Regions from separate parts of the Homo sapiens genome. Here region 1 is linked to region 2. A link is an interaction called in ENCODE POLR2A ChIA-PET data of the cell type or tissue named here. Cell type or tissue: CD4-positive, alpha-beta T cell. All regions are shown on one strand. Each heading gives the region's core, and the rest is flanking DNA. Links, peaks and the distances in the headings are about the cores only.

Region 1 (11,412 bases), core at 2,686-7,685, 420 kb after region 2:
AAGACTAGATGCTCAAGATGCTCTTTATATTGTCACTTTTTTTTTTAGATGGAGTCTTGCTGTGTTGTCCAGGCTGGAGTGCAGTGGCATGATCTTGGCTCACTGCAATCTCCGCCCCCTGGGTTCAAGTAATTCTCCTGCCTCAGCCTCCCGAGTAGCTGGGATTACAGATGTGTGCCACCATGCCGGGCTAATTTTTGTATTTTTAGTAGAAACAGGGTTTCACCATGTTGACCAGGCTGGTCTCGAACTCCAGACCTCAGGTGATCTGCCTGCCTTGGCCTCCAAATTGCTGGGATTACAGGCGTGAGCCACCATGCCCAGCCTCTTTTGTAACATTTGAAATGAACTTTCCAACTGCTAATTGTGGCTTGTTGCAATTTAATCAAGTGCAGTGGTGGGATTAACCTTTGCATTTCTGCCTTTGAATTTTGGATCTGAAATATTTGCAGCAGCATGAAATGGCTGATGGTGACAATCTTTCCTTATAAAGCATTTCATGTTACTTTCTTTCATACTGTCAGCAAAGAGACGTGTGGATGAACTAGAAACAGTTGATTTTATCCAGCCTCTAGAAAACAAGCGACAAATGCAGTGATTGCTGAAGACTGCTTTTTCAAGCAAGGGAAAAAAACCTTTCCTTCTGCATATTTCTGGGGTTTTTTTTGTTTGTTTTGTTTTTTGCTTTTTTGTTTTTTTTTTTTTTTGAGACGGAGTCTCACTCTGTCGCCCAGGCTGGAGTGTAGTGGCGTGATCTCCGCTCACTGCAAGCTCCGCCTGCCAGGTTTATGCCATTGTCCTGCCTCAGCCTCCTGAGTAGCTGGGACTACAGGTGCCCGCCACCACGCCCGGCTAATTTTTTTGTATTTTTAGTAGAGACAGGGTTTCACCGTGTTAGCCAGAATGGTCTCGATCTCCTGACCTCATGATCCACCCACCTAGGCCTCCCAAAGTGCTGGGTTTACAGGCGTGAGCCACCGCGCCTAGCCTTCCTCCTGCATATTTTTAAATAGACTCATTTTGAGGAAATAAAGGTCAGGTAAAAGAACACCTTATTTTATTTTATTTTATTGATTTTTTATTATTTTTCTGAGATGAAGTTTCACCTTTTTGCCCAGGCTGGAGTGCAATGGCGCAATCTCAGCTCACTGCAACCTCCACCTCTCAGGTTCAAGCGATTCTCCTGCCTCAGCCTCTCGAGTAGCTGGGATTACAGGCATGCACCACCACGCCCAGCTAATTTTTTTGTATTTTTAGTAGAGACGGGGTTTCTCCATATTGGTCAGGCTGGTCTCGAACTCCCCACCTCAGGTGATCCGCCCGTCTCGGCCTCCCAAAGTGCTGGGATTACAGGCGTGAGCCACCGCACCAGGCACCCGGCAAGAACACATTATTTTAAATATCTTTATTTTCTTAAGTGTTTATAATCCTGATTATTTAATTTTAGGGGAAAAAGTCCTCAGGGAGAATAATATGTAAAAACCTTTGAAGCTCCTCAACCCCCTGCTACCTGAAGGATTTCTGGTTTTCTCCTGTGTCTGTCTCTGGCTTCTGATCCATGGGCCTCCCCCATTCAATTTTCACCCTGTCAACTGGTATACCTTACCTGGTTTCCACAGAGACTGAGGGTAAAGTGATGGAAGTATTTCAGCCCTTTGGAAGTGAAGCTTGGCCCTCCAGCAAGAGTGACAGTGTTTGCCAAAGCGGAGAAGTTGTAGTTGAAAGTCCTGGTCGGAGTGTTGCGTGAGAAGGTGCAATCGTTGTAGCACAGAGAGTGGATCTGAGGGGGAGAGGGACGGGTCGGGCCAGCTGGTCAGGAAGGGCCTTGAGGGCCTGCAGCCAAGAGTAGCAGTTTTCTCCCCCGTCTGGTCCCGCCCAAATGGGGTCAAGAGGAGGAAGAAAGGATTAGGAGTGGCTAGTAAAAGAAGTGAAACAGGCACTAGTGGGATTTATGTACATTTGCCATTCAATTATTAGCACATATATGATGGACAAACCTAAATCTGTTATTGTTCAGAAGGGAGTTTGGACAAATTCTATAGCCTTATAACCCTGTGCCTAGATTATAGAAGCCTCTCAAGACACAAGAGGATCCTTTTTACTTTCCAGCAGAAGACAATGAGGCACTAACCAGAAAAGGGTATCTGAGATGGGAGAAGAGAAACTTTTCTTGCTCCCTCCTCACCCCCTCACAGTGCAAAACTCACTGAACTCTGCTTCCTGTTTCTCAGGTTCTCTGTAGGAAACTGAACTCCGAAAGGGGCTTTTCTTCCCATAAACCCATTCATTGCTCTGTTTTAGGGTCACCATTCAGCGGTAGCCGCACACAACTGTCATTCCCTCCCACAGCAGCAGAGGGAGCTCCAGGGAAGGAAGGTTGTGGCAAAAGTCCAGGGTACCCGAAAGAGGTTGCCAGGAGTCTGTAGAATCGCTGCACTTATTGCACAGATGAACTAGGCAACGTTTGCAGAGTACATATTGATAGTGCTTTACAGATGTATGTGCATGTAGTTGTGATCAGTAAAATGCAAATTCATTTAAAAGCATCGATTAATATCTAAAAGCTTTTAGTCATAAGTACTTCTCAGATGCAGAAAGTACATGGGGGCAACAACACTGCTTATCCACTTTATTTATTTATTAGTTTTTTAATGTGCCTTTATTTTTATTTATTTTTTTAATTAGAGACAGGGTCTTGCTCTGTCACCCAGGCTGGAGTGCAGTGGCACAATCACGGCTCATTACAACCTTGAACCCCGGGGCTCAAGTGATCTTCCCACCTCAGCCCCCTAAAGTGTTGGGATTACAGATGTGAGCCACTGCACCCAGCTTTTTTCCACTTAGGAAAGGAATCCTTATACTTGTAAAGCTGAGAAGCCACTGGGATAGAAGACAGCAATGCCAGTTATCATATGTCCCAGCAATGGTTGGGTTTCTATCTTTCCAAAGAAGGGGCAGATTTCCATAATAACAGGCTGGATTGAACATTTTTGAATATAAGCCACAGGCCTCACCCCACTGTTCCTTCCCTTTAGGTCTCTGCACAGATGCCAAATAACCCTCTGGACCAGACAGTCACCAACCTCTCTTACCTGCCAACTAAAGAGGAGACTTGTCAGTGACTGAGTCCTGGACCCTGGAAATTAAGCCCTGCTAACCCTCCACAGTCACAGCCTGGATGGGTGTCCTCCAGGACTCCAACCTAGGAGTATGCTAGGGGGAGCACTCGGGTATCAGCCTCTCAAGAACCCTACCCAGGACCCAGCATCTTCTGAGGTCATCCAAGCAGAGGGTCAGGTTTAGGATGCATGCCAGACTACAGGTACCTTGTTGTTCTTGGTCCCTGGACCACAGGGCACACAGGCCTGGACACCATAAGGCTGGTGGGCTTTCAGAATTGTGTTAGTGGGGCAGGAGTGGCAGGTTCCTGAATCTCGGTCAATATAGTAACCAGCAGGACAAGAGGTGCAGGAGGAGCCCACATCAGAGGCTTCTAGGGCACAGGGACGGCAGTAGGAGGCCACACCATTCATAACATTGGTGACATTGATGGAGTAGATCTTGGCAACGTCATTGGTGTACTTCCTGCTCTGGAGACAAGGAAACAAGAGGGGAGAGGGGAGAGGCCTGAGACAGCAGCAACAATTGAGGCCTCTAGAAAGAGCAAGGTACTTAATCTTCTATCCTGTGATACTTAAGAAGAATCTGAGAAGCATCTGACTCTTTTTACTCACTTACCAGTAGCTCTTCGTGTGCATTTGATGTCATTTTAAAATGAGACTGAACCATTTATAGGACATATAAAAATGTTAAGTACCATGGGGAAAATATAATATATACAGTTTTATGAAAAAAGCAAGTCTTTTCCTTATAAAAGAGAAAAAAATGTACTTGTGCAGAAACAAACAGTGTATAGGAGATTGTCCAGATGTTAACTGGTTTATCTCTGAGTAGTAGGATTATGGCTGATTTTATTTCTTATTTTTGTTTATTTTTATTTTCTGTGTCTTCTGCAATGAGCCTGTATTCCTTTGAGTTAAGAAACTAAAACCAGAGTTGTTATTATTAAAAACAACAACAAGTCTGGTAACACATGTATCAGGGCAGGGACTACAAGGAGGGCCAACTTATTTCTTATGGTGTCATCTTTCCAGGAAGTCAGCTGGACAAGACTAGGTGGTCCTCAGAGGGCTGGGTTAGGCAGTTTTCTGCTTGACCCCCTGAGATCCTTCTAACCCTCAGATTCTGAACTTCACACTCATACTTAAGCTAATGCTAGGAGTCCTCCTGGGTTCAGAGGGTCTCTCCTGGGGGTCTGAGGAAGGGGAGGAACTTACTGCCTCATGAAAAGTGGTCCTCTGGAAGGCCCAGGTGAAGCTCGTGGTAGTGTTCTCCTCAATGATGTAGGTATAGGACTGTTTGCCTTTGGAACCTTTCCACGTCTCCACAGGAGTGTTGGTCCTAGAATTCACACCCTGAACCCAGGACAGACAAGTGAAGCGGGTGCGATGGCCAGAGGGGAAGTGGGTGCCCATGTGGCTGCCATCCCAGGTGCCATCACGGTTGGTGAGACCCTTGTTAAACTGTGAAGTCCCTGCTGGTCAGTCTGGGCCTTTCCTCTGTGGAATCACTACAAGGGGGGGTGTCAGTCACGTGGACACACCAATGGGGCAGATGGGGCTAACCCTCCCCTGGAGGCCCTCTAGCGGGCAAAGAAAGGAAAACGTACCACCATGAAGTAGAGCTCACAGTTCACAGAACAGAGGGTCTCAAAGACAAATGTGATTCTGGCCACCTCTTTATTCTCTGTGTCTGCCATCACCGACTGCGGAGGTCTGTAGGGGCAGAAATTAAAAGTCAGTTCTAAAGGCCAGGCAGTGCTTATTGAAGAGCCCAGACAACAGCAGAGCGTCTGCTGGGGGACAGGGTTAAGTTCTGAGTATGATGGAAAGCGTGTGGACTAAATCCAATTCTGCCCTCCTAGCTATGTGACCTTGACCTAGCCAAACCACGGTTTCCTTATCTGTAAAATGGAGGTGATGAAATCTCTTTCTTACCTACCCCCCATCATCGCGGGGAGACCTGAAGGCATGACAGATGTGGCGGTCCTTTATAAAATGCTGTATCACCTCACTAGCAGAATATGGTCCACAGACCAGCAACATGGCCATCTCCCAGAGTTTATTAGAACTGCAGAACCTCAGGCTCCTCCCAGGCCCAGTGAATCAGAATCTGCATGTTAATACGATTCCCAGGCGATTCGTGTGCACATTTATGTTTGAGAAGCACGTCTATCATAAGACTGTAAATTGTTGACATTTACTCAGCAGCTGTCTCTCCAGCACTGGGGAGCTTTGCCGGGGTTAAAGGAGCAGAATTTGTGATCCAGCAAAGTCCTCCGTTTGGTCCTACTTTTGGGAAAGAGAGAGCCATGCCCAAGCGGGCTGGGGTAGTAGTGGGGATGGGGGATGAGGCAACACTTTACTATGACGATCAGATTTGCAAATTGGAAAGTACTTTTTGAATGTTATTCCAAAAAAAGCCTAAAAAGTTTGCTCACCTTGCAAACACAGGCTTCATTCATCTGGCTAGCTCTGAGTAATGTGTGTTAAGGGAAGGCAAACTGAGCAACATCCCAGGGATGGGAAGCAGGGACCTCGAAGAAGGAAATGAAGGTGTCAGACTGGCACTAGGGAAGCATATTCAGTGCCTGCTTCTTATCTTTAGAGCACATATGGGCAGAAGAGTTCACTTTGGCCTTGGAAATTCATTCACGGCTTTCCTTTTGGCTTTAGCCATTTGCCTGAATTCTGAGGACCTCCAGTTCTCAGCTTATCTCTATGCAGCTGTGTTAACCAGCGGGCTGGAAAAGCCATCTGAACCTCAGTTAGTCTTAAATCACACACTGTTTTTATGGATGAGGGGCCCGAAGCCTGAACAGGTGAAGTGACTTTTCCTAAGGTCGCACGGCCAGTAAGCGGCAAAGCACAAGTGCCCTGTCTTCCAGTCTGGTGTTCCTTCCACCACACCACACTGCCAGGAGGTGTGTGTGTGTGTGTGCGTGTTTGTTTGTTTGTTTAGTGGGAAACAAATTTCGTGTTGCCCTAGGTCTTCCTGGGATATGGGGACAAATACAGTAAGAATAATCCTTCCCAATCTTCTTGCCCCAAATAAAGATGAACTGTCTATGGGCATTTCTGACCCCATTATTTTTTATTTTTATTTTTTTTCTAATCTTAAGTGATGCTGTGAGGAGGAAGAATTTGAATAGCACGTGACTAATGGCTGGGAGAAGCTATACGGGAGAGAGAGCAGTCGGTAAATCAACATGGGCAGCAACTTGAAAAACGTGATAGCATTGGGTTACCTCGGTCAAACTGTACCCTCTGTTCTCAACTGACATTTGAAATGAAATGAAACACAACCCCGGAAGCCCTCTCCTCTACAATATTCCAAAATACGTGGGATTCGGATATGGCCAAGCTGGCCTGGACTCCCCTGGGCTTTGGATTCCTCACCTAAATCCTGGCACAACCAGAGTGAGAATCATGAAGTCATTGTCTGAGGCTCCAGCAGCTGTGTAAATGTGATCACCAGCCACCTCCCAGCCTGAAAAGGAAAGAGGAGAGTTAATGCCTTGTGCTCTTGGGTGCAAGGCAAATGTGCACCCAGATGACACTCTGGAAGGGAGGTTTGACACCATCTTTTGAGGCGCCCAGAACCACCACTGAACATGAACCGTGTTACTTATCCTGCCACTTTGGTCAAAAACCCTGAAGCTCTCAGAGCAAGACCTTTGAAGTGCACGCTCATGTTTCTAGCTCTGTTCCTTCCTCTAAAGCTGTCTTGGCAGAACATATGTCCATGAGGAGTGGAACTTTCAAGGGAATGCATGACATGGTTAGCTTATTTTTCTCAGACATCACTATTATGAAGAAATGTGAAGTTGGAAGAACTGAGGGTGTGCAGGGAGCTGACAGCTCATGGCACAGGGAGAGGCAATTACCTGTCATGCCCTTGTACTCGAAGTTGATCCCACTGAGAACGGTCGTTTCCATGTTTGTGGGCAGCGTGTTCCACCATTTGTATTCAAATCCCACAGCAGGTTCAGTCCCTGCAGGGCAGCGGGTACAGTCTGGGGAACCACAAACAAGATCCATGCATTCAGTGGGAAGGCTGCAGTCACTCTGACTGGAGCTGCTGCCACACAGACAAGTTGCAACAGTAGCGGGCAGCCCAGAAGCCTGGCTGCTGAGTACTGCTGCAGGAAGTTGTATCAAGTTGACTCAAAAACATTCTGACAATGTATTTAACTCAAGATGTAAACACTGAGCCTTCATTCCAATATGCCAACCATCCTATTTGCCCACCCCAATTTCCATTTCAAAACTTAAATGTACCTTCTAGTCTGATACATATAGTTCATATTATTGTCATATTATCATTAAATGCTTTCATTTTAACAGGTACTCAAATCCCCCCAAGGCAGCATGGCTTATAGGTTTTGGTTGTGTGGGGTTGGTCATCCCAGCCCTGTAAGCCTAGTCAGCATCTCTGCCATATGCTGGAAGCCCTGCTTTGAGGATTGGGCACCTTCAGTCCTGAGTCACATTTGCAGTTGGAGCAAGGAGGAAGGAAGGCAGCCTCAAGTATGACTCTGACCTGCAGACGAGGCCAGCCCTGACCTCTCTTCTCCTGAATTTAGTCCTCAAAGGTGGCCTGGTCCTTATTCCTTACTGCCTCCCTTGGAAGGGCAGAGTCTGCATTCAGCTGGCCACTGTTAGTGCCCACACAGCCCACCCACACAGTCGATGTGCTGCAGAGAGTGGGGTGGTGAGGAGGTTACCTGAGCCATTGGAGTAGGAACCATATGGGCAGGGCTGGCAGGTGCTGTTGTTGGTTTTGAAGAAGCCTGGGTTGCAGGGTGGGCAGTGGGTCTTCACACCAGAGGCAGGCAGCTTCACTGCCCCCTCAAGGTCCTCGCTACAGATTTTCGGCTTGGCCCATTTGTACATGAGTTGTGTCTGCAGAAATGGATTAAGCACAACTCAGCCTGTGTGAGATTTAGGACATCTTTGGGACTCTACCTTGAGGATAGGGGCTGGGGGCAGAGATCCAGATTCTGGGCCAGGTAAGAGCTCCTCTGGGGTGGGGAACTTTGTGTGGCTCACGGATGTATCCCAAGCACCTAGCCCAGTGCCTGAGTCATGGTTGTGTTCAATCACTATCTGCCAAATGAATGTTGCCTGGGTGACAAGGAATAGCTCTAATGAAGACTTTATGACAGAGAATGTGGGACCAGTTGTCTTAGAGAAAGCTCCGATTCCACTGTAGAATCTTATTGCTACCAAGGTCACAGGAAAAGCAGCTGGTGAAAATCCCAGAACACAGAAAGGCACAAGGGTGGAGGTGGCTCAGATGTCCCCCGGGGACTGAGGGGGTGGCTGAGATGTCCCCACTTATTTTTTGAGTGGTACATTCTTTGCTCTTTTATTTATTGGGTAAATCCTAATGCATCTATGTGCCAGACCTGGTGTCTCAGAGATGAATGAAACATGGCCCCTGCATTGGGTACAGAAGTGGAGATGACCCGCAGGAGACCCCGGCTGAGTCAGGGGTGAAGGTGGGCAGCTCCATTCTTCCCATGTGGCCCTCAGATCGAGTCACAGACAAAAACGTGCCCTTATAGGTTGAACTGAGGGGTTGATGAACATGATCTGTGCAGATACCATACATATGAAAAGAAGGATGAATAAGGCCTCTGTCCATATTTTTCAAGATAAGAAACAAGTCCTTAAGGAGGGACACAGACTGCCTTAACTGATGGGGAGCCCTGGGCTCCTCCTTCCCCTGCTCAGCTCGGCCCTCTTCCCTGCGGAGGGCTGCGACAGCCAGAGCCCCAGGCTTGAACCTCACCTGCCTCCTGTGAGTCTCAGGGAGAGGAGAGTCCTAGGAGCTGGCAAACTGTCTCGGGCCAGCTCTTGGAGCAGCACATTCACTGACCCCAATGGATGGGCCATCCTGGTCCCTGAGAAACAACTGAGGCACAGCCAAGGTCAGAAATGTAATCATAGGAGCCAGCTCGAGGTGTGTCCCTTGATTTTAAAATACTGTTCAGAAGACAAACTCAATCACCAGACTGAGCAGAACCAGTGCGGGAATGAGGCACAAAGCAGAAGTCTGCAAGGAACAGCTGGGGAATGCATGTTCATGCGCACTCCTGAAAGCACACGCTTCAGTGCTCCTCCTCTGAGCTGGGCCTTGGCTGTGCTGCAAGGCGGGAACACAGGCTTTGGTCTGACCCAGCATCTAAAGGCCCCGGCAGTGGTCAGGCCAAGGCAGACACCCGGGCTTTCAGGCAGCAAGCACGGTACTGACCCAGAAGGCCTTGGCGTGAGCCCAGGGAGGGAAGAGAATGGGGCAGAAGGGAGGAAAGACAGCCACATTCAGTCACATGTTATGAACAGGAGGGAGAAGAGCAGCAGGATTAATTGTCTGCCTTTTATTAGTGAGTTGGCTGAGACCAAGAAAATGAAAATAAATGTTCACAAGGTCATACAGAATACCAGACACCACAGAACTGAGTCTAAGGTGCAACTGACAAGACACAGCCATTCTCTCTTGGCTGCTGGAGAAGGGGATGATGCCCCAAATACGTGGGGGAGGTGGTGTTGGTAAGAGATGACTGTGCAAAATATTCATTGTTAAGGACCAGACTTTAACCCATGCTTAGTTAGGAAAGGGAGAATTCAGTCAGCCGCCCAGCCAGCAAATGTTTATGCTCCCTAAGAGCCAAGCATCATGCTTAGTGCTGAGTGCAGAATGCCCAACTCCTAGTTCTATCCTCTTGAGAATCTCTAGCTTAGGGATACAGACAGCTCAGCCAGATCCTTCTCCGTGCACCTCAAGCCCTTCCCTGCTCACTTACACTGTTTCTCCACCCACCTGGCCCAGCTGCCGCCTCCTCTCCTGCTGTGTCTGCTGCCTGGAAAGCTCCACGGCTCCTCCCTCATCTCCTTCAGGTCTCTGCTCAAATGTCACCTCCTGAGAGGACATCCCTACCCTTCTAAAATAGTGGCACCACCCTCCTTCATTCTCTCTCTCCTAATCCTGGTTTTTTTTTTTCCTTCCTACCACTTACTACCATTTGCTATATTATATACCCATTTGTTGTCTATTATCTCTCTCTCCACTCCCTCCCCAACAAGAGTTAAGCTCCATAAGGGCTAGATGTTCCCTCAGTTTTGTTAAGTGATGCATGCCTAGCACCTAGCACCGTGCCTGGCACAGAGTCGCTCCTCGATAAATATTTGTTGACTGTTGAACAAATGGCCTCCTCTGAGAGGCTTTCTCTGCTGCCCCCACCCCAAGTCCTGGTCGCTTCTCTTCTGGGCTCCCCCAGTTCCCTGCACATCCCTCTGGTTGCCTTGACTGGGCCCGTTTTTCTCCTCTCTCCAGCCTCTCATACAGGACTGTGAGCTCCCTGGGGGCAGGAGCTTGTTTCAGTCGTCTCTGACTCCCCAGCCTATAGTGCCAGGCCTGACATATCAGTCAGCCTCAAAAAATGCTTGTTGACTCAGTGACAGTGTAGACTAGGAGGGAAAGTTCTTTTCTGAAGCAGAAAGCCTGGAGGAAAGAGAAGCAGCAGAAACGGAACAAGTCAGACCATAGGCAGGAATCCATTCCCCGTGCCAGCCCACAAAACAGTGCCGAGGGGGTGAGCCTGAAGAGCCCCGGGAGGACATTGTGTACGGACAGGCAGGCTCTGCCGGAGTGGCTCGGCAAATAGAAGAAACCAAGCAAGAGAGAATGAAGTGGGTTTTTGAAACAGAACATATGTGCATAAACAGTGAAACAAACGCTGCAAAAACAGTTTCTGACCGGAAAATGAATGAAGAGGTCTCGTTTTGCCCCCCACCCCACCTAGCCCTAGGGTCACCTCAAAGGTCTGTGGGGTTTTAACTAGTGCCAATGTCATTGACTGCTGAAGTTCCAAATGGTGGCAAACCTCAGGGAGTGGGAGACAGTCCATCTGGGGCTAAGGGGCTCCAAGACTGTACTACCCACCTCTCCGTTGGCATCGCAGGCCGTGTGTGTGTAGAAATAATCTTTGTCTGTGCAAGCTGGGCGCACGTTACAGGAAGAAGATCCTTTCTCTAAATTGCCAAAGCAAGAAGAAATATTTGGAGTTACATAAGAAAGCTGAGCTCCTGGCCTCTTCATGGCCCTGTGACTCCCAAGTCCCTGGGTGCATTGCCACACAAATATTGCCGGAAGTAGAAAATCCTGCACACTCACCCTTCCCCTTGTCTCAATAGTGTCATTTCCAGTTCCCCAACCCTGCTCAAGCTTCCCTTTGCACCTGTTCCAGGTGCTGATGAGAAACCACTGTTTGCCGCTTCCCGTCCCCCG
Region 2 (11,412 bases), core at 3,920-8,919:
CCACAAATAAACTACAAGTTCTGAGAGGTTCAAAGATGAGTCAGATTTGGTCCGTTGAGCTCCAGGGGGAGAAATGCAGTGAGGGAAAAGATTTGTAAAACGACGTACAATATGAAGTGATAAGTGCTAATAACAGAAGTACAAAGAGAGGGGCCAATGCAAAGGAACAATGCTAGTAGCTTCCTGGAGCAGCAGCCACTGCGGGAGCTGAAACATTCCTAATCTTCCCAAGGAAGGGCACCACCCAAAACAAATTTCCTGGCCAGGACCAGCCTATGGTAAACGAGTATGCTTTGATACCCTGAAGCCCTTGAGATCAAGACCTTATAATCTGGAGGCTCAACATAAGGAATGCTTTCTACATATGTGCCAGTAATCTCTAGCTCTATGATGCAAATAAATCTAAGGAAGCAAGAGACTTTCAGGGGATGAACCCCTTAAAGGATGGAAGTAGTCGTGCATCCTATCCTTCCGTCAGAACCCAGCAGATCATTTCCCTAGTTATAGAAACATTTGAGTCTTTACCCCTTGCCATATTGACAAAGCTCTTAATTGGCTTGACCTATCACATTGCTAGATATAAAGGCTACAATCCCTAGACTAAGAAGTAGGTCTCCAGTTGAAGTAGGGAGTCTCAGTCAATGTAGGCAGAGTACAAGACCCTACAGCCTGCTCTCTCACCTGCCATCGTACAGACCAGCTTTTAGGGGAGCCAAGTTGGGATACTCAATCCCAACTTTTTTCCTTCTCTTCCATCTCACATACAGGAAACCTTACGAGAGAGGATTAGGGGCCTGAAAAAGCTGACAAGACGGCAAATATGGGAAGTGGAGCCAGTGCTGAGGACAAAGAACTGGCCAAGAGGTCCAAGGAGCTAGAAAAGAAGCTGCAGGAGGATGCTGATAAGGAAGCCAAGACTGTCAAGCTGCTACTGCTGGGTGAGTGAGATGGGAAGATGAGCCAGAGAAGGCAGGGGTCCTTCCTACTTTCCTGAAGGGTTGGTGGGTTCTACCTCACCCCATGGGAAGGAAGGGTGGCAGGTCATTTTTCCTCTCCTCTACACAGTCTGGCTAGGGGATCAGGAGATCTAGAGCTGAGTTAATATGGGGCCTAAACAGCCACCCCAAGGGGATCCAGAATGCCAAGGCTATTCCAGAGTTTTTCTACTCTTGAGCGAGGAATAGTGCAAGGGCCACCATGAACCCACCCATTTCCAAATCTAACCAAACCTAACACATCCTTTTGGCTTCAAGGACCCTGGACTTGCAGACTGTACCCAATCTGCAGAGAACTCTAAGCCAAGAAATCAGAAGAGAACAGGACCTTCCCTCACCAACAGGCTCACAAGTCCCACCATACAGTCAGTGCCAACAGTACCAGAGATAGTCCCACTGGTTTTTGCCAAGTATAGTGGTTCCTTCTTGCTTTCAGTAAAAACTTTGGAAGTAGGGGGCTCTGAGGAAGGAGGAATGGTGTCTTTATGTACAGCAGTCCCTTCCTGGCTCTCTATTCAATAGCTGCCTGCAAAGCTCCTGCCAGATGGAAGGTTCATCAACTTGATGAGCTCCTAAGCAGATCACTGGTCTGTGCTGAGAAAATAAAAGCACCTCAATTTGTCAGGGAAATTGATCACAGCTGTAAATAAAACCAAGACAAGAACATTTGAGACACGTGGCTTAGGAAAACAAACCACTGGTACCACAGAAGTAGGGTAGCTGGAGCAGGTAGGGTCTACGTAGCAGAAGATTAGATGCCTGAGCTGGGTTTCCAAGCCCCCATAAGGGATCTGGGAGCTGACGCACTAGGCTAAGGCACCTTCTTTTCCCCCAGCTGATCTGTGGCACAGTCGTAAGGACACACTAAAGGAGCATATCTTTGTAAGCTGGACCAGACTCTAAGGAGCCCAGGAGGTTACGCAGGGGGAAACAGAGATGGTGGGGCCACTGAGAGATCTTTTAAGCCTAAGCAGATTTCTTCTACATTCAGGATAAGCTGCTTAGAGGGAACAAGCACAAGCGAAATAGGAGGAGTTCGAGGCATTAGGGTAGTATAAACTCAGTACTAGAAGGTATGAGTTTTTGATGGAGAGAGCAGAGTGTGAATGAGGACATTAGGACACATTAGTCAATAAAGGGAACCCACTTAGCCCCATCCAAGACCAGGTTGAGCAACATGGTGAAAACCTGCCTCTACGGAGGGGCGGGGGGAAATGGCCGGATGCAGTGGCGCACGCCTGTAATCCCAGCGCTTTGGGAGGCCAAGATGGGTGGATCTACCTGAGGTCAGGAGTTTGAGACCAGCCTGGCCAACATAGTGAAACCCCATTTCTACTAAAAATACAAAAATTAGTCAGGCATGGTGGCATGCGCCTGTAGAGTCCCAGCTACTCAGGAGGCTGAGGCAGAAGAATTGCTTAAAACCCAGGAGGCAGAGGTTGCAGTGAGCCAAGATAGCACCACTGCACTCCAGCCTGGGAGACAGAGCAAGACTGTCTCAAAAAAAAAAAAAAAAATGTAGTCGGGCATGATGTCGCACACCTGGAATCCCAACTACTCAGGAGACTGAGGTGGGAGGATCACTTGAGCCTGGGAAGTCAAGGCTGCAGTAAGCCGAGATTGTGCCATTACACTCCAGCCTGGGCTACAAACCTGAGACCCTGTCTCAAAAAAAAAAAAGGGAACCAGCAAGGTGATGAAAATATAGTTATTTTGGTGAAATGATCCAGCTCTCTCCAATCCTACCCCAAGATCACTCTCCTGAGTCAAAAATAGGCAGAGAGGAGAAATGTTAAAGGACTCCCCCTGAATCTGTTAGTGGTTTTCAACAGGAAGATTTTGACTGCCAGTGGTCATTTGGAAATGTCTGGAGACACTTTTGGTTGTCATAACTAGGGAAGTGGGATGCTATTGGCCTCTAGTGGGTAGAGGCCAGGAATGCTGCTGAACATCCTACCATGCATGAGACAGCCCAAACTAAATAGTACTGAAGTTAAGAAACTGCTCTAAATCCAGGTTGAATGGCCTGAGCTCAAGCCTGCCAGAAATTGAGGGCAGCAGTCATCCCTATGTATTCTCCCCTAACAAGACCCCCAAGCAAGCAGTGGCTCTGACTTCTCCCAGGCCATCTCCTGGAAGGCTGAGGAGAACTGGTGGAAATCGAAAGCATAAGCATTTTTCCTTCCAGGTGCTGGGGAGTCAGGAAAGAGCACCATCGTCAAACAGATGAAGTGAGTAGAAACAAAGCCCCAAAAGACAAGATAGGGTGAAGAAGTCAGTACAGCCAGTGGAGGTATTCAAAGTGAAAGGCTCTTTAGCCTCAAGGAGCCCAGGTATAAAGGATCTGATTCCAATGCCCCTCATCTGTACCCCTTGTCCCTCACCCTCCACTTTGAGAAAGCAGTAGCAACAGAGAGATAGGATTCTTATGATCCTTTAAATACCCCCAAATTCCTAATCCCTTAGGTCTGGTTACTCAGGTCCAGCTAAAGACAGAGTGTCTGCCCCTTGCAGGATCATTCACCAGGATGGCTATTCACCAGAAGAATGCCTGGAGTTCAAGGCTATCATCTATGGAAATGTGCTGCAGTCCATCCTGGCTATCATCCGGGCCATGACCACACTGGGCATCGATTATGCTGAACCAAGCTGTGCGGTATGTGATTACTATTATGTGGTTAAGGGTGGAAGCAGAAAGGCTAGCAAGAAGAAACATACCAGAGGCCAACAAACTATATGGAAAGATGGGTAAGAAAAATAGTAACTAAAATCCCACCTGCTGGGTGGGATCTCACTGCTAGGTGTACTGTGTATACCATCTCAAGGCCCTTTACCCATCTACGCAGTAAGACCTTAAGGTAGACGGTACCTTTCTAATTAGCCTCATTTTACACATGGAAAAACTGAAGTTCAGAGAAGTTAATTAACTGCCCAAGGTCATGTAGATAAATAGCAGAGACTGCATTTGCATTGGGCTGCTTGACTACAAAGCTGAATATTTTTCATAATACACCACAATTATGCAGTCCTGGAGAAGTAAGCAACATCCACCCTTATTTTTACTGGGACAGGGTCTTCCTCTCTTACCCAGGCTGGAATGCAGTGGTGTGATCATGGCTCACTGCAATCTCACCCTCCCAGGCTTAAGTGATTCTCCCACCTCAGCCCCAGTAGGTGGGACCACAGGTGTGCACCACCACACCCAGCTATTTTTTAAAATTTTTTTGTAGAGAAGGGGTCTTGCCATCTTGTCTAGGCTGGTGTCAAACTCCTGGCCTTAAGCAATCCTCCTGCCTCAGACTCCGAAAGTGTTGAGATTACAGGTGTGAGCCACCGTGCCTGTCCTCAAGCCCTACTTTATAACACATATTTACAAAATAAAGCTGCTCACAGCTTCCTCTGCTTTTTTACTTTACCATTTAAATTGCTACCCTTGGGTTCCTGGCCATGGAACTTTTGTAAGTGAAATCCCTACTTCTAGTACTGGACTTTTTCTAGCTTTCAATCGCTGAAGAACAAAGGTGATGGGTCCCTGTCTTCTATCTTGTCTATTTCATGGTCAATCTGGCCTTTACATTTTCAGTCTCTCTGCAGCAGAGGACCCACGTTTTGTGGCGGTAAACTTTCAGACTAAGGATGGAAGCCAGAAACTCCAGAGAGGAAATACCTGGGACCCCTGCCCCGCTTTAGACACACCCCAGGGCTGGGTATAGTGCCACCCTCTGCATCTGGGGAGCATACTCAAAAATTCAACAGTATGTTTTCTTACATAGAATCTTCACTGGATACTGCTTCCATCTTAGGTCTTCGTAGTAATGTAAAATGATTTCCATTCAGCAGTATTCCCAGAAGCCTCCTGGAAAGCTATTACTCCTGTGAAGTTCTTAACCAGGTTTCTGCATTACAGGATGACGGGCGACAGCTCAACAACCTGGCTGACTCCATTGAGGAGGGAACCATGCCTCCTGAGCTCGTGGAGGTCATTAGGAGGTTGTGGAAGGATGGTGGGGTGCAAGCCTGCTTCGAGAGAGCTGCAGAATACCAGCTTAATGACTCCGCATCTTAGTAAGACTGACTGGTGAGAGGGTGGGTTGATGCTTAAGCAATCTTCTAGCCAGTCTTCTCTCTGGTTGGGAGAAACCTCACCCAACCCAAAATTTCAGGCATTGAAAGCTGGAGACCCAGACTGAATTCAGCCTGTGGATCTGTTTTGTTAGGCTTCAGCAATGTTTTGAATTTAATGCTATGGGGAGATCTGCCACAGTTGTCATGACTTTCTATTGCTTTACACTGGCTCACTACAGCCTACAAGGCTGAAGATGCAAAATTCAAAAGACGTGTTCTGCCTAGTAGCCCTCAGCCCTGTTCTCTTAATTGAGGTGTACACTAAGCCTCTCCTTCCAGAACCCTAAGATAGCCCTGCAGTTCTGTCATACACTCTCGCAGGAGTAATGTGATTCATGATGGCTCTTTCAGGGCAGAATTTTCTATCTGGTAATCTAGGATCTACTTAGGCCACTAAGCAGAAATGAGTCTCCTACACCTAGAGCATCTTATGTCACGATGCCAAGGCAGGGGACACAAACTACAAGGGCAAACCAAGGGAAGGTGGTCAGGAATTAGTACCATCATTGCAAAGCTGCTTCCAAAAAGCTAAGGGACATAATTTATCAATCCTACCTCAGACAGTATGGGATCATAGACAAGTATGGGCTTCAAAGTCAAACCTGAGTTTATTTAACCTAACCATCTGTCTCCTAATCTTGTAATAATGCTATCACTTACTGTTCCCGGAGCACTCAAAGCCCAGTCACTGCTAGGTGTACTGTGTATACCATCTCAACGCCCTTTACCCATCTACGCAGTAAGACCTTAAGGTAGATGGTACCTTTCTAATTAGCCTCATTTTACACATGGAAAAACTGAAGTTCAGAGAAGTTAATTAACTGCCCAAGGTCATGTAGATAAATAGCAGAGACTGCATTTGCATTGGGCTGCTTGACTACAAAGCTGAATATTTTTCATAATACACCACAATTTCTCTTGACCCTAGCCAAGTATTTAACTCTTCTGAATTTCTCCATCTGTAAAATGGGGATATGAAACTTGATGGCTTAGGAGTTTAAACGAGAATCTGAACATTAAAATGCCTGGCATACAATAGGCACTTGTGTTACTTGTACTTCCCTCCTCCTCTCAGTCATCTCAGTTCACATCTGCCTTCCTCTTGCCTTTTTTTTTTTTGGAGACGGAGTCTCGCTTTGTCACCCAGGCTGGAGTGCAGTGGCGCAATCTCGGCTCACTGCCAGCTTTGCCTCCCGGGTTCACGCCATTCTCCTGCCTCAGCCTCCCAAGTAGCTGGGGATACTGGCGCCCGCCACCATGCCCAGCTAATTTTTTGTATTTTTAGTAGAGATGGGGTTTCACCGTGTTAGCCAGGATGGTTTCGATCTCCTGACCTTGTGATCCGCCCGCCTCGGCCTCCCAAAGTACTGGGATTATAGGCGCGAGCCACCGTGCCTGGCCACCTTTTTTTTTTTTAAAAAAAATAACTTTTTCTTTTTTAAGGTAACTTTCAAACATACAAAAGTAGAAATAACATAATGAATTACCTTCAACAGTTATCAACTCATGGCCAATCTTATTTCTTTTTACCTCCATTCCCTACTGGATTATTTTGAAGCAAATTCCAGGTATCATTTCATCCTAAAAATGTCATTATGGATCTCTAAAATATTGACCCTTTTTATAAAAAGAATATAATCACACCCAAATAGTTAACAATTCCTTAATAGCATCAAATATCACCAAGTCGGTGTTCAAATTTCCCCAGTTATCTCAAATGTTTCCTCCCCAGTTTGATTCAGGATATAAACAAAGTCCATGTGTTGCATTGGTTCATGTCTTTAAAGTCTCTTTCAATTTACTGCCTCTTGATGGAACTTTTAGCACCCACTAAATCTCATTCAAAAATCTACAAAAGCTTGCAGTCAGGGCAAACCCAAGGAAAACTTATCTAACTTGATTTAAATGCGCTGGAACTCCAGCCTCAAATGGGCTTGTCCCTCAGTCCATCCCCCATTTCCTCTAGTTAATGACATATGAAGGTTTGAAGGAAAGAATCCTAAATTTAACAATATGGCTTCTAGTCCTGATTTCTATCACCAAATTAGCTGTGTGACTTTGGGTAAGATACCTTTTACGTCTCTTAGCCTCGTCTGTGGAAAATTTGTCATTGATGCTAATCACTTTTCTCTAGCTACCTGAACCAATTAGAACGAATTACAGACCCTGAGTACCTCCCTAGTGAGCAAGATGTGCTCCGATCCAGAGTCAAAACCACGGGCATCATTGAAACCAAGTTTTCCGTCAAAGACTTGAATTTCAGGTAAGTGCATGGTTCCCTAGGGCATCTCGGATACACGTGTGGAATCCTGAAAAGGGGCACAGGCAGGCTTCTTGGCCTTTGGTGAAGCCTAATCTAAATTACTGTTCTGCTTCTCCCCCTTTTCCTCTCCCACTTCACGGGGTGACCATCAAAGGCATATAGGTCGTATGTTGGGCATACCTATGAAAATAGCTGCTTCTTCCCTCAGGATGTTTGATGTGGGAGGGCAGAGATCCGAGAGAAAGAAGTGGATCCACTGCTTCGAGGGAGTCACCTGCATCATTTTCTGTGCAGCCCTCAGTGCCTATGATATGGTGCTGGTGGAAGATGACGAAGTGGTGAGTGGCCTTTGCATCAAGCAGCTTTGGTAGAACAAGTTCTCCCCATGACCCTTTCTCTAAGCCTTGTGTCACTCTACTGCCCCAACTTAGGTAATTTCAGTCTAGCAGCCCTCCAGCAGACCAATCAATGTCTCATGCAAATAATTCTAAAAAACAACTTCTTCTGCAGGTTCTAGATTAGCATTTTAGAGCTCCAAATTTACTGACAGTGAGCTTGGTCTCAAATTAGACATCTAAGTATCACTTGGACATCACAAAGCTCATAAGAGGAATTGAGTGCAAAGAGATAAGGGACCATCAACTAGGCAAAGCAAAGGAGTTACACTTAGTACTCTCCCAAATTGCCTAAGGAAGGAGATGAAAATGACAGAACAGAGAAAATAACATATGATATGAATCTTCATTGCAACATAATAGAAGGGTTGAGCTAGTAACCCCACTTAGGAGGCTAAAAATGTACTGTCCGTAGGAGTTTAAGGAGAGACTGGCAGACCAGCTTTCTCTCATGCCAATTAAATTGGCAGCTGGAAGACTACCCAAGAGTGGTTCTCTTTAGCCTGTAGAATTCTGTAGGACAGGAGTTCTATAGGACAAGTGTTAGAGCCCAGCCAGTTTCTGAATTTGGGAAAGGTTAGAGGTGAGAAAAACGTTAATTTCACCCAAGCATCTGCTTTCTGAATTTGGGAAAAGTTAGAGGCGTGAAAAACGTTAATTTCACCCAAGCATCTGCTCACAAATGGAGGTCCACACCTTGCTGATGACCTCTGAATTTGGGAAAGGTTAGAGGCGTGAAAAATGTTAATTTCACCCAAGCATCTGCTTACAAATGGAGGTCCACAGCTTGCTGATGAAAGGGATACTCCTATCCCTTGCCACAGCTTGTTCTCTTCCCTTCCCTTTGGTAGTTTTAACTTCACATTAGAGCACTCTGAATATCGTCTAATCAAAATGTCTTACAGAGCTATTCACTTCCCATCTTTAAGCCTAAAGATTACAGTCTATGAGACTTTCCATCTTTAACCCTAAAGTCTATGAGTCTATGAGGTTTATTAAAGTCTATGAGACATTAATAAAACAAGTCTATGAGACCTTAAAGGGTTGTACAGGAGTATTATGGGGAAAAAGCCACAAATGGGATTGTTCTTGCTTTATTAGATAAGTAGACTGAACGCAAGTCAGCTGATAGTATACTTCAAAACCCTAAAGACCTGCTCCCTAAAAGCAAGCTGGGCTGGGGCAATGGGCAGCCTCTGCAGATATGCAGCCCGACTTCTCGCTAAGTAGCAATCAGAGAAGGAAATGAGAGAGCAGAAATGCTTGTGGTATGGCACTGGGAAATTCTCTAACTCTCACCATGTGGCAGCAGGACCAAAGTAGCCCAAACTGAGATCTGGGACCCCATGAAAGAAGCCTATCAAAATCATCCTGGAGATGCATATGGGCACATGCTAACTTGGGCCTGTTTCAACCCATTATCAGCACTACTTATAAAATGTCAAGTTCTCAGTTGCATCCTGGCTGCTAAAGATCTGCATAACACATTATAGACCTATATGCCAGCCACTATCATGGACAATATACATACACAATCTCATTTAGCTTTCATTGTAACCCTATAAGATAGGAAAACAGACTCAGAAAAAGCTCAATAATTTTCCACAAGTCACACAGCTATTAGAAAGATAGGGAACTAGAATGATCCCACATCTCTCTGGCTTTACTCTGGTACATTGAGATAAGCTGTTCTCTGTCTTGCTTTTTACATTTGGAGCACTGGTCTCTCCAAGGGGAACAAGAGCAGGAAGTAGGTAGATATTCTATAAGCCAAATCTGATATTTCCAATGGTGTTTCCTCTTACTAGAATCGTATGCATGAGTCTTTGCATCTGTTCAACAGCATATGTAACCACAAATTCTTTGCGGCTACTTCCATTGTCCTCTTTCTCAACAAGAAGGACCTCTTTGAGGAAAAAATCAAGAAAGTCCATCTCAGCATTTGTTTTCCAGAGTATGATGGTAAGTGTCAGGGGCTGGAAATAATAATAATGCCTTTTAGTAGAGACTGGCAATTGTCTCATTTTTTAGGCCAAGATGACACAAAGGAACTTAAGGGAGAACCTTGGGCACAGTTACAGGGTTTAAATTCAGATACTCTGGAATACAGCAGGCATTAGATGCAGGAGAGCCACTGACTTCATATGATACCTACTGAAAACCAAAGGTGGAAAGACACCTCTCCTCAATTTCTTTTCAACTAAAGTGAGAAACACTGGAGTGCAATAGAGAATCTTCCCTCCAAAAATAGGCCCCCAACTGCTGTTGTCTAATAACATTTCAAGGATCAAGTCAATCACCTAAAGTGAGTCAGCAACTAACAAGGGTTCATTTATTCTACTTTTTCACTATTTTTCTGGAAAACCAGGTAACAACTCCTATGATGATGCGGGGAATTACATAAAGAGCCAGTTCCTTGACCTCAATATGCGAAAAGATGTCAAAGAAATCTACAGTCACATGACCTGTGCTACAGATACACAGAATGTCAAATTTGTGTTTGATGCAGTTACAGATATTATCATCAAAGAAAACCTCAAGGACTGCGGCCTCTTCTAATCCTCACCATTCCTCAGGTATAAGTTCTATAAACAGGCTTGGAATCTGGGTAATTAAAAACAGAAAATTATAGTCAATATACCATGACATGAAGAATGAATCCATTCTTTGGAGATGGAGTATACATGACTGCAACTGTATTTCATACGTTCTTTTCAAAGTGGGATAGCTATTGCAGCTTAAAGAGCACAGGCCAGTAGTTAGAAGACCCCCCAGGTTCCAGTACTGGTTTTCCAACTTAATACAAAACTGTGAATACTTTATTTCTGAGTCTTGAGTCTTTCAACTATAAAATGAAGATGACTTCCCTACCTACTTTACAGGGTTATTCTGAGGAGCACGAACATAACTGAAGGGAAGGCACATAAAAACTGCTTGTGCAGGCCAGGCACAGTGGCTCACGCTTGTAATCCCAGCACTTTGGGAGGCCAAGGTGGGCAGATCACGAGATCAGGAATTTGAGACCAGCCTGGCCAACACAGTGAAACCCTGTCTCTACCAAAAATACAAAAATTAGCTGGGCATGGTGGCAGGCGCCTGTAATCCCAGCTGCTCGGGAGGCTGAGGCAAGAGAATTGCTTGAACCCGGGAGGCAGAGGTTGTAGTGAGCCAAGATCACGCCACTGCACTCTAACCTGGGCAACAGAACTGTCTCAAAAAAAAAAAAAAAAAAAAAAAAGCCTGCTTGTGCTTAGGGTCACAGAAATAAATCCTATATAAAAATATAAAAGCTGCCATATATTAAATTCAACACCTGGTTTTTAGAATAAACTATTGCAACAAACTATTCCAAGCAAAATAGCAAGGCTTCCTATAGTCTGTAAAAAACTAGTATTAACCAAACCTAAATAAACCTGCCATTCCCTTTTTACTAACAGACCTCTATGTGCCTTAGCTCAGAGATCTGGATCACTGGATAGGAGATGCGAGTTTGTTAGTTTCTAAGGCACATCCCAAAACGATCATCTTTATTAAGCAAACATTATCCCTCTGCCCCCAGGCTATCAAACAGACCTTTATCTCTACAAATGTTTCTTAGCTACATAAGATACTTCCTGAATAAACTTAGAGGACA

Evidence for each region. ChIA-PET counts read pairs that join two places held together with the same protein. Peaks named below come from ENCODE experiments on the same cell type or tissue, not always from the same donor. Only the 100,000 strongest peaks of a DNase experiment are listed, where the experiment ranks them.
Region 1: POLR2A ChIA-PET joins it to region 2 with 5 read pairs; 2 of 35 experiments call an interaction of 5 or more read pairs at or near these places.

The regions. Positions count from the first base shown.
Region 1 is chr1:109,184,789-109,196,200 of GRCh38, reverse strand. It overlaps ELAPOR1 (endosome-lysosome associated apoptosis and autophagy regulator 1), which reads right to left. Exons shown (of 22, transcript NM_020775.5): 8 at 11,068-11,156; 9 at 7,847-8,024; 10 at 7,007-7,135; 11 at 6,519-6,609; 12 at 4,730-4,835; 13 at 4,338-4,475; 14 at 3,327-3,590; 15 at 1,607-1,780. Among named protein-coding and RNA genes, the nearest start is that of SARS1, 23 kb to the left of the region's middle. RefSeq lists an enhancer at 2,077-2,286. In CD4-positive, alpha-beta T cell, for the core only: no CTCF peak of the experiment used is centred there; no DNase peak of the experiment used is centred there.
Region 2 is chr1:109,602,279-109,613,690 of GRCh38, reverse strand. It overlaps GNAT2 (G protein subunit alpha transducin 2), which reads left to right. Exons shown (of 9, transcript NM_001377295.2): 2 at 768-938; 3 at 3,184-3,226; 4 at 3,510-3,651; 5 at 4,903-5,060; 6 at 7,255-7,383; 7 at 7,592-7,721; 8 at 9,587-9,740; 9 at 10,147-10,600. The coding sequence starts at 821. The coding sequence ends at 10,337. Among named protein-coding and RNA genes, the nearest start is that of MIR197, 9.1 kb to the right of the region's middle. RefSeq lists a silencer at 7,598-7,798. In CD4-positive, alpha-beta T cell, for the core only: no CTCF peak of the experiment used is centred there; a DNase peak (open chromatin) is centred at 6,210.